Regions from separate parts of the Homo sapiens genome. Here region 2 is linked to region 1. Evidence: read pairs that join two places in POLR2A ChIA-PET (ENCODE). Cell type or tissue: MCF 10A. All regions are shown on one strand. Links, peaks and the distances in the headings refer to the core of each region. The heading gives the core; the rest is flanking DNA. Region 1 overlaps SIPA1L2 (signal induced proliferation associated 1 like 2). Region 2 has its middle 12 kb from the start of NTPCR.

Evidence for each region. Peaks named below come from ENCODE experiments on the same cell type or tissue, not always from the same donor. Only the 100,000 strongest peaks of a DNase experiment are listed, where the experiment ranks them.
Region 2: POLR2A ChIA-PET joins it to region 1 with 5 read pairs; 1 of 35 experiments calls an interaction of 5 or more read pairs at or near these places.

Annotation. Positions count from the first base shown.
Region 1 is chr1:232,527,521-232,532,902 of GRCh38, forward strand. The region is part of intron 2 of SIPA1L2 (signal induced proliferation associated 1 like 2); the gene reads right to left. Among named protein-coding and RNA genes, the nearest start is that of SIPA1L2, 100 kb to the right of the region's middle. In MCF 10A, for the core only: a CTCF peak has its summit at 2,300; a DNase peak (open chromatin) is centred at 2,411.
Region 2 is chr1:232,935,453-232,940,834 of GRCh38, forward strand. No RefSeq gene overlaps it. Among named protein-coding and RNA genes, the nearest start is that of NTPCR, 12 kb to the right of the region's middle. In MCF 10A, for the core only: no CTCF peak of the experiment used is centred there; a DNase peak (open chromatin) is centred at 2,479.

The DNA.
Region 1 (5,382 bases), core at 283-5,282:
GCTAAATATGAAAAGGAAACTTAAACCACTTTTAATTACAGATGCCCACTAATTAATTTGGCTTGATTATTTTTAAGAAGTTCATAACACTAAAGATCTTTACCTGAAGAAAAAAAGGAAAAAAGAATGACCACTTAATATGATATACAGCATTTTCTAAAATAACAAGAACACCAAAAACCCCATTTAATTCTTCTTCTTCTTCTTTTTTTTTTTTTTTTTTTTTTTTGAGACAGGGTCTCACTCTGTTGCCCAGGTGGGGGTGCAGAGGTGCAATCAATAGCTTACTGCAGCTCAAACTCCTGGACTCAAGCGATCCTCCCACTTCACTCTCCCAAGCAGCTGGTATTACAAGTATGTACCACCATGCCCAGATAATTTTTTAATTAAAAATCCCATTTTCTTATTAAAAATATGATCATGGGAAATTACTGCTTTCTTTGCATTTCCAAGTTAATGAATAAGAGTTGGATGCAGAAACTGTGGTTATCACAACTCTGAGACAAACAGAACACCCAACAGTGAAAACTGATCTCTTGTTAGCAAGTAAGCAAGTTTTATATATATATATATATATATATAATCAACTTTCTAAAAACCACAGGTAGACCCAAAGAACTTGTCTGAATATTTAATTATAAAATGTTAGTATTAACATAATTACATTTATTGAAGGATTTACTATTCCCCAAACCCTTGTAGGTTCATTCGATCCATAAAAAATCTCCGAAGAGACAAGAAAGAGACACTTCTCTCCATTAAACAGACAAGGAAAAAGTCTTAGGGCAGGAAAGTAAGCATTTGCCTGCAGTCAAATGACTGTGTTTCCAGAGAATCAGAACTAGAATCCAAGTTGCTTCATTTTTTTCTACTGTCGCAGGTTCTCAAATTTACACACAGCTTTTTAAAAATTAGAAATAAAAACAAAACACAAACATTACTGGCTTCATCTGTTCAAAAGAACCCAACCTAACCCAAATTTATTAACTTATAGACAAATTCATTAACTTCAAGCATCTCTCCTGCTCCTCCTTCCTGTAACGGGCAACTCTCCTCTTCATCCTTCTTAGAGCCAGACTAAGAGTAGAATTGGACAGGCCTAGGAAAAGGCAGCAGCTCCTCCAGCCTCACATCACTGGTGAGACCCATGCACAGACCTGGCTTACAATCAAGTGTGGCACTTTCTTCCCATTTGGCTCCTGCTAGTTACCCATATAACCCAAGGAAACCTCAAATGTTTGACTGGCAGAGCAGACTGGACATGATCCCAGGCATACCACCCTCAAATAACATCAAAACTTCACAACACCACTCCCAATCGCATTTTACTGACACTTTTGGTTTCTGCCTCAAAGAAACATTTTTTCTTCCCTTGTACAGAGAGCACTGTGTGGTGTTTTGGGTGTTAACCACCCACTTAGACTCACAATCAGAACATGAGATCTTAAGGGAGATAATCTGTTCTCACACCCCCACTTTATAAACCCAGAAGTTAAGTGATTTGCCTAAGGTTACAACACTAGTCAAGAGCAAAATGGATGTCCCACTGGGGTCCCAAAATGCTAACAGTTAGGTCATTGTTCTTTATACTTTTTATTTGAATGTTGTATTAATGAGAATGATCAGTTATGATACACAGGTGTCTCAGTTGGGCTGAAAATATCTACATGATCACCCTGTATGCCCTCCACCTCTATGTTTTTGCTTATGCAGTTCTCTTGCTTGGAATGTTTTTCTTCTTCCACTGGAAGTGGCAAATCTAACACACTCAAAGCCATAATCTATGACTCTTTTCCCCTCTAACTTTCCTCTAAAACTTGACCTTCAAAATACGTTGTGTTCCTTTACTATGTAACGGTATACATTATATTCATCCATTGACAATGACATGCCACTTACGTACCTATCGACCTACTAAGTATGAAGCTGGGCACAGAAGAATGGGTGACATGGCTCCTGGCTTGGCGGAGGCCAGTAAAAGCTTCCAGGTAAAACACCCTTGAGGAGCATGGGCTCAAGGGTGCCAGAATACAGCTTGGCTAAAAGAATGCCCTGCTAAGATTTCCTGCTGTTGTTCTTGGCTCATGCTAGCTAAGATAATGTCCAGAGTTGTGCACCTTCTCATCCATATTCTAGCTGCTAAGATTAAAAGCCCATACATTTGCAAAACTGGAAAGCAGCAAGGATATCACGATAGGGTGGCAAATCAGACATCACAATTTCTTTCTCTCTTTCCTCAGCTAGGAGTAAATAGTTTTAAGTTTTGCTTTTATTCTTATGGAGGAAAAAAAGGTATTGCCAACTTTGGCCAACAGAAGGCAAGAGAAAGCCGTAAGAGATCTGTATTATGCTCTTGAGCACGGCCCCACCTATTGCAGAATGATGTGTCATCAGCAACCTGAAGCCTCATTTCACCATCAACCCCACAGTTTGGGAGAGAAGTGCTGGTTCCCAGACTTCAGTATGAGCAGTCACTGGTGATTAAAGCATAACTTCTCTGACCCTTGTCATTGAAGGTGAACCAACCTGTTTCTCCTGCAGTCTTTCTTGTATAACCAGAATCCTCATCATCTCTAGGGGCAGGAAGCCTCACCATTTATTCTTTTTTTTTTTTAGATGGAGTCTTGCTCTGTCGCCAGGCTGGAATGCAGTGGCACGGTCTTGGCTCACTGCAACCTCCACCTCCCAGGTTCAAGCGATTCCCCCGCCCAGCCTCCCAAGCAGCTGGGACCACAGGCGCACACCACCACGCCCGGCTAATTTTTTTGTATTTTTAGTAAAGACAGGGTTTCACCAAATTGGCCAGGATGGTCTCAATCTCCTGACCTCGTGATCCACCCGCCTCGGCCTCCCAAAGTGCTGGGATTACAGGCGTGAGCCACCGTGCTGGGCCACCATTTATTCTACTTGCATTTACAACCCCTGTCACATTTTAGCCATGGAGTTTCTCCTTTAAGCACATGCCTGAGGCCCTCCATAAAAGCGTAGTACAACTAGAAAGGGTTCTTAAGTCTTCACAACAGATTTCTGAGCAAAAAGGTAAATACTCCTTTTCGCTAAAAAAAAAAGGTTAACAAGTTTGGGGTTGTTTTGCCCAGCGGTTCCCAAATCTGACTACACATTTTTAAAATTACCTAACAGATGTTTATACCCTGCTTCCTGGACTCTAGCCCCAGAGATTCTGGTTCAGAGGACCTGGAGCAGCCCTGGAATCTAGAATTTTAGAAGGGAGTTGTCATGCACAAATAGGATTGGAAGCTATTGGCTTCAACATAATTCTAATAGAGGAAAACTAAAAAGTTAAATACATGACTCTAAAATCTCCGTTTTCCCCTCTCACAAGTACTGAACCATCTTCCATTTAAGCAGCTGAATGTAGTACAATTTATTTACTCACAAGGTTCTTTAGTTTTGAAGAAATGAAAATGTGAAATTGGGAACGCTCTAGAAATCATTTATATGAGTCCAAAACACTATAAATTTCTACTGTGGTAACAGTAGCCTGGGTTTGCTCTGCTGTCAAAATATACTCTAAATTGCAACATTTACTGAGCATTCTGTAGGTGCCAAGCACTTTCTAAATGCCTTTTAAGTATTTGAATTTTGATAAACTTATATGATAAGAATTATTATTATCCCCAATTTAGAGTAAAACTTCTCAAGCCTCTAAATGCAGCATTTAAGGCCCTACCCAAATTTAGCTGCATTTTACCTATCCGCCTTACCAACCAAAACCACTTAAGACCACCTTAAAATCTTCTCAAATACACCTGAGCCACCCCAACCTCCCTAGCTTCCTTATTGGAGTTCCCTCCCTGCAATGTCTTTTCCATCCCCTTTCTTGTGATATTAAATATGCAGACATTGACGCAAGACCTAAGTTCAAATGCTGGCTTAGCCATGTACTCACTCTGCTCCTCTAGGCACATTTCTTAAACCCTCAGAATCTGTTTCATCATATGTAAAGGAGGTTTTATTTTTTCAACAAATACGTATACGTGACTACTACCTTCCAGGTACTAGTCTAGGATCAAAGATGCAGTAATGAAAGGCCCTGGAAAAGGTCCTGCTCTCACAGGACAAGTATTCTGGCAGAAGAAGTCATGTAATACAGAGGAACATCTTTTGGTTCTTCTTAGTAGTTGTGGTTGGTAATGTGGATAGGTAGAATGCAACTGAATTTGGGTAGGGTCTACATAACTTGTTCAAAGCGACTGCTATCATGGGACAGGATCAGAAAGGTTGGGGACATGTAGGTGCCGGTATGGGCGTTAACGGAAGGGTACGGTGGCTAAGGAAATACCTGAAGAAAAGGATGAGGAAATCAGCCACACAGATAGAAAGGAAGGGAGAGGGAGGAGGGGAAGGAGCTCCAATCAGGGACTGGAATTGAAAGCAAGCCTGGCACATGCAAAGACAGCAAGCACACAGGTTAGAAAGGTAGCGGGCTCAGATCCGGGAGGGACTGATGGGCCACAGGAAGGATTTGACTTTCATTCTGGACAGTTCTAAGCAGAGGAGTGAGATCTGACTTAGCCATTCTGTTTGCGGTGATGAGGAAAGGCTCCAGGGAACTAAGATGGGAAGGATGGAGGTAAGGCCACTGCAATAATCCAGGCAAGAGAGGGTGATGGGGTCTTGAACCAAGTGGCAGCAGTACAGATGGTGAGAAGCAGACTGCTTCCTGGTGGGAGGATTGAACTGGCAGCTCTGGCTAATGAATGGGCTGAGCAGGAGAACAAGAAAAGTCAAGAATGACTCCAGGATTTTTGGCGTAAGTAACTGAGAGGATGAAGTTGACCTTTATTAAGATAGAGAAGATTGTAGAAGGGAGTAGCAGTTACGGTTAAATAGATCACATGTGCAAAATGCTTATGAGCACAAGGCCTGAGACACAGCAAGAACTTGATAAATACTAACAGTATTTTTGCTGTTGTCATCATCAGTCCACATGAAACCTTGAAATCTTCCAGCTCACACTGATCACTTCTTACTGTAAACTCAGCTATATGTTCAAATCATTTGGGCACATAATAAATGCTGACTTACCTTGCATTTTTGTGCAGTTTTTCAATGGGGATAAAAAAATAAATTTAGCTTCCAGAATTGTTTGTGTTTCCTGAAGGCAGTAAAGCACATCCCATAACACTTCTTAAAACAAACTGAAATGTCTAGAGAGTCAGAATTTGTATTTTAAAAAACAAAGATCCTGAGGCTTAGCTGCTATATGACCCAATCACGGCAAATGCCCAGAGTAATATAAGCAAAAGCAAAACAAAACCCAGATTTCATGTCCTTGTTAAAAACACTGAGGTACAGCAGAGCAATGAGATGCCTACCTCTACTGCAGGAGAAACGCTAAAGAGAACTGTGGAACTAAGG
Region 2 (5,382 bases), core at 118-5,117, 410 kb after region 1:
CTCCAGTCTGTCCTTGTCCTCATTGTCTCTAACAGTTTCCCTTCCCAACTGCAGCTTGATGGACCTTTAGGGACAGCAGGCTCCACACTGGACACAAGAGGCAAGCTGGCCCCACCAGCTCCCACAACTGTGTAAGGATGAACCTTATGATAAATGCCTGACTCCCTCACCCAGAAACTCAGTTTCTCTGATCAAAGTATATCTGGCACAGAAGGCAAGACTATTAGTGGAGTCATCTTTAAATAGAGAGAATTTCTTAAGAGAGGAAATGGACTTGAAGGAGCCAGAGAAGTAACCCGTGTGGCAGTGAGAGGTTTTTCAACGCCACGGAGGCAGAGCATTGGCTAAGCTCCTTCGCCTGGGCAGGCCCCTCAGCGAGAGTGAGTGAGAGTGTCTGTCCATGGATGTGTGAATGAGTGAAGGGCCATTTACACGAGAGAGTAGGAAGGCCATCTGGCTCTGACCTCAAATGCTCTCCCAACACACAATCACAGCAATCACACAATGACAGGAACTGAAGATGAAGACAGATATCATACAACTTTAACTCAGAACAAGCTACTTGAAATCATTACCAGATCACATCACTCATGGTGATGGTTAATTGTATGTGTCAACTTGGCTGGGCCAAGGTGCTCAGATATTTAGCCAAACGTTTTCCTGAAAGTTTCGGTGTGGGTGTTTTTGGATGAGATTCACATTTAAATTGGTGGACTTTGAGTAAAACAGATTGCCCTTCATAATGCGGGTAGGCTTCATTCAATCAGTTGAAAGCCTGAATAGAATGAAGACTTACCTCCTCGTTCAAGAAGAAATTATCTAGCCTAACGGCCTACTCTGCAGATTTTGTGTGGGCCAATTTCTTAAAGCAAATCTCTCTCTCTCTCTCTCCCCATCCTATCAGTTCTGCTTCTCAGGAGAACCCTGACTAATGCACTCAGTAAGCTATAAATTAAATTTTGAATAATTGTTGCAATCATTTTGTGAAAAGCATAGTTATATGGGATCCCATTTCTGTTTTAAATTTTAATTTGGGGCCGAGGGTGGTGGCTCACGCCTGTAATACCAGCACTTTGGGAGGTGAGGTGGGTGGATCACTTGAGGTCAGGAGTTCAAGAGGAGCCTGGCCAACATGGTGAAACCCCATCTCTATTAAAAATACAAAAATCATCCAGGCATGGAGGTGGGCACCTATTATCCCAGCTATTCAGGAGGCTGAGGCAGGAGAATTGCTTGAACACGGGAGGCAGAGGTTGCAGTAAGCTGAGATGGCGCCATGGCACTACAGCCTGGGCAACAGAGCAAGACTCCATCTAAAAATAAATAAATAAATAAATAAAATAAAATAAATTTTAAACTGTTAAAGGTAATTTTAAAAAAATTACACAATATTTTATAATCCTCTTCTACTACCCTTCCTTTAGCTCACTCTGATCCAGCTATACTAGCTTCCTTCCCATTCCTTAAATATACCTCAAAGACCTTGCATTTGCTATTCCTTCTGTTGGGAATACTGTTCCCTCAGCTTACTGCATGATTTGCTCCCTTGCTTTCTTCAGAACTTCAGTCAACTGTATTTGCAGTGAAGCTTTTCCTCCCCTCGACTCATCTTAAGCAGAGCTGCAGATGTGGTGCAGTCCGTGCATGCACATCTGTGCATGAGAGAAGGTCTCCTCTCAGCTCACCCAGCATCTCCTGTGCCACACGCAGACTTTCAGCTGCTTTCCCAATTCAGTGCACAGAGCCCACATAAAGGGTTATGGCTATGCCTTTTCTTTAGTGACAGCCATTTTCAGGGCAATTACTGATCCGCAGTGGTAATGGATCTAAAGATGCCTCGATACATTTGAATTTCAGCAAAGCACTCGGTAGTCACATAGGGAAATGAAATCAAATCAAGTTATGCATTAGAACAGGCCAGAAGATGTCCTTCCTTCACCCGATACAATGCATGTGTAGGGCATGAGTGTCCTTATTCCTGGCCATGCCTGAATCCCACAACATAATGTGTTTGTGTGTGTGTGCGTAGAAGTGGGGGTGTATATGTGCATATTTTCAAAAATGTTATTTATAATTTGGAAGACACTACATACAGAAAAGTATTGTGATGAAATTTAACTCATTTTCCCACAATTCACCCACATGACCATTACTCTTTCTGATGACTTTTTTCTGATTATTTTATGCAGCTGTTTTAAATTTTATTTTTATACACTTGTAATTACATTGCACATGTAATATCCTATGCTGTTTCGTGTACTCCACATTATTTCATAAGCATCTTTCCATCCTATCAGTTAGACTTTTTTTCTGATTGCCAAGGACTCTAACGATACTGAGACTTTATAATTTCATATGCCCCGAGGCAGGGCTGGCTTTGGGTGAGAGTAATTCGGTGGCTCAAACAATTACAAGGAACTTGGCTCCCTTTGTCTCTCTGCTCTGGCTGGACATGTGCTATCTGGCACAGAAAGAGGCAAACTCTGTCTCCTATTCATAAGGTGGGCAATTCCCCAAACATAGGAAAGAGTTTAGATGCTTGGCGGCTAAAATGAATGTTAAATTTGTACTATGATATTTCATAAGACTATTGTGAAATGTTGAATGAGACAATATGTGTACATGCTCAGCACAGTGTGTGGCATGTAGGAAGTGAGCCTGATAAACTTTCAGTTTTTTGATAATGATGATAAGAGAAGGAGAAGCTGCTACTTGAGGATGATGAAACTCTACAAGCCTCACTTGTATCTCGACACATCAGGGAGAGGCAACAAGCACTTAGGCTCACCAGCAGGTCACTGGGTCAATTTAGAAGGAATACAGGAACAGAGGGAGAAGCTAAACAATGCCGTGGTGATATAAACACCAAAAACTGTGTGTTCGTATCTGCTGTGAAAACCGTACAGGACAAACCACTGGTTTCTTTAACAAAGAAACTAAGGAAAAAAGATCAGATGAAGGAGGTCTTTTATATTAACGGGATACAAAATGCATCACCAACTTGCAATGTATGAACCTTAAGCAGATCTAACTCAGTGCACAAGGGTCCTAATTGCTCCGTATCCTCATCAACACTTGTTATTTTCTGGGTTTTGTTTGTTTGTTTTGATAGTAGCCACCCTAGTGGGTGTGAGGTATCCATAGTGTTGATTTTTATACAGATTTTACTTGTATCATTAACTAATTGTGTTATGTGCATTGATGTGTTTTTAAAATTAGATTATAAGTATTTTTAGGGCAAAGACCCTGTTGTATACGTCTTTTATTACCCAAAAATGCCTAATAAGCACTCTGTACTTACTAGAGGTGATCGGTATGATTGTTGACACTGCAATTCTATCTGTTCAGAGTGCTAGTGTGTGCAGTAGACTGCTACTATACGTTTGTAATTTTTTCCCCCAAAGACCTTTAACACAAAGGAGGAGTTCAAAAATGTTCCACTGAAAAATGAACTACGGAGTTTAGAAATTCATTTAATTAGCAAGCATTAATTGAACATCTAGATACTGGGAATTGAGTAGTGAATAAACCTCATTTAGTTCCTCTCTCATGAAGGTTTTTTCATTTTAGCAGAAGTGGAAGTCATTAAATAAATTTAAACAACTCATCATTCAATTACAATCATAAGTGAAATGAACTAGAAGTTCAGGAGGCTACAGGACGCTTGGTGTGGAGGCAAAAGCAGCTCCATCTTGGATGTTCATCCATCCGCCATGTTGACTTCTGATTAACACTCATTCCAGGAATACCTCTAAGATTTCTACTTCCTGCCGGGCGCGGTGGCTCAAGCCTGTAATCCCAGCACTTTGGGAGGCGGAAGCGGGCGGATCACAAGGTCAGGAGATCGAGACCATCCCGGCTAACACGGTGAAACCCCGTCTCTACTAAAAATACAAAAAATTAGCCGGGCGTGGTGGCGGGTGCCTGTAGTCCCAGCTACTCGGGAGGCTGAGGCAGGAGAATGGTGTGAACCCGGGAGGCAGAGCTTGCAGTGAGCCGAGATCACGCCACTGCACTCCAGCCTGGGCGACAGAGCGAAACTCCGTCTCAAAAAAAAAAAAAAAAAAAGGTTTCTACTTCCACCTACTTACTGTGAATGCTGCTCTTAGGTCAAAACAACCTTGATGTTACTGTAAACACATATTTACCATAAATCCTGTCCTTAGGCAAATTCCTTATGCTATACAAGCCCTGGGTCTGGCAGTAACATGCAGGGATCCACCATCACATCTTGCAGCCACCTAAGACAAGGTTTCTGTTCCTAAGTCCCTAGTAAATGCTTCTTGATGGGAAACTGGATTTGTCAGCCTCTTTCTTTGGCTTCTCAGCTCCCTTGGCCTTTAGGGGTAGGTTTGCACAGACCTGTTCACTATGAAACACTTGGTGTGTTCTAGGGGGTCAGGAATGATAAATACATGTTAGCTAGGGGAAGATGATATGGGAGAGAGCCTTTAAAGTGGCAGAAACAGCATGTGCAAAGGCCCTGTGACAGAGAGGAGTGTGGTCCCCTTGGGCATATGAGAATAGTTTGCATCTCCCCCATATGGAGCAGGAGCTCTAGGAAAGTCAAAGATTGGCCTATTGCTCCCATACAACAATGCCATCACCTCTATTCTCGTGCACTAAGGTTGTATGGAGACATTCTTAGCACCTTGCTAGACTGCTTCCAAGCACGACACCCAGCAGCCAACTATCCTTAGATCTTCAAATGTAAGGGTTCGTGGGGCAGTGAACAGGGTGAGGCACCAGTTATCTTCTTTTCCCAGCAAAGCTTTATGCTACTCTTGCCTCAGCTTGGACTCTGCTTATGAAATAAGGTGAGGGGTCAGGAGGTTGGGATCTCACGATGGGACAGGTCATTAAATAAGTGACAGACACTTGATTTCTATCTATCTGTCCACACTGGGGTGATAGAAATGAAAAATCTAGAATCCCTGTTTCACTAGCAGTGAACCTGCCCTAAAATGCCACAAGTTATTTATTAGTTAGATGCAAATCAATGTTTCACATATCCACACCACAGGTTTTGAGCCCACACATGGTGTTAAGAGGGGATGATGAAATTCAACCCAGGAGAAGAGTCAGTGCACATTGCCCCCTCTGGGAAGACTGATGATATACAATAAAAGGAAAAAGAAATGATTCCTAAAGTTCTCCCTTAATTTTCAGTCACAAAGCCTTTATCCACTTGTTGGGCAGATGGAGCTGAAACCATTCCCTTAACCAGGAATATACGAGAGGGCAAGTGAGGCTGTGTGGGGTGCCAATGTTGCTGTGGGGATGCACACAGCTAATTAAAACCACAGCCCACTTTCCCCTCACAGCACTCTGCAAACAATGTTGGTGATGATGCAGTCTGACCAAGTTAAAAAGCAATTAGTT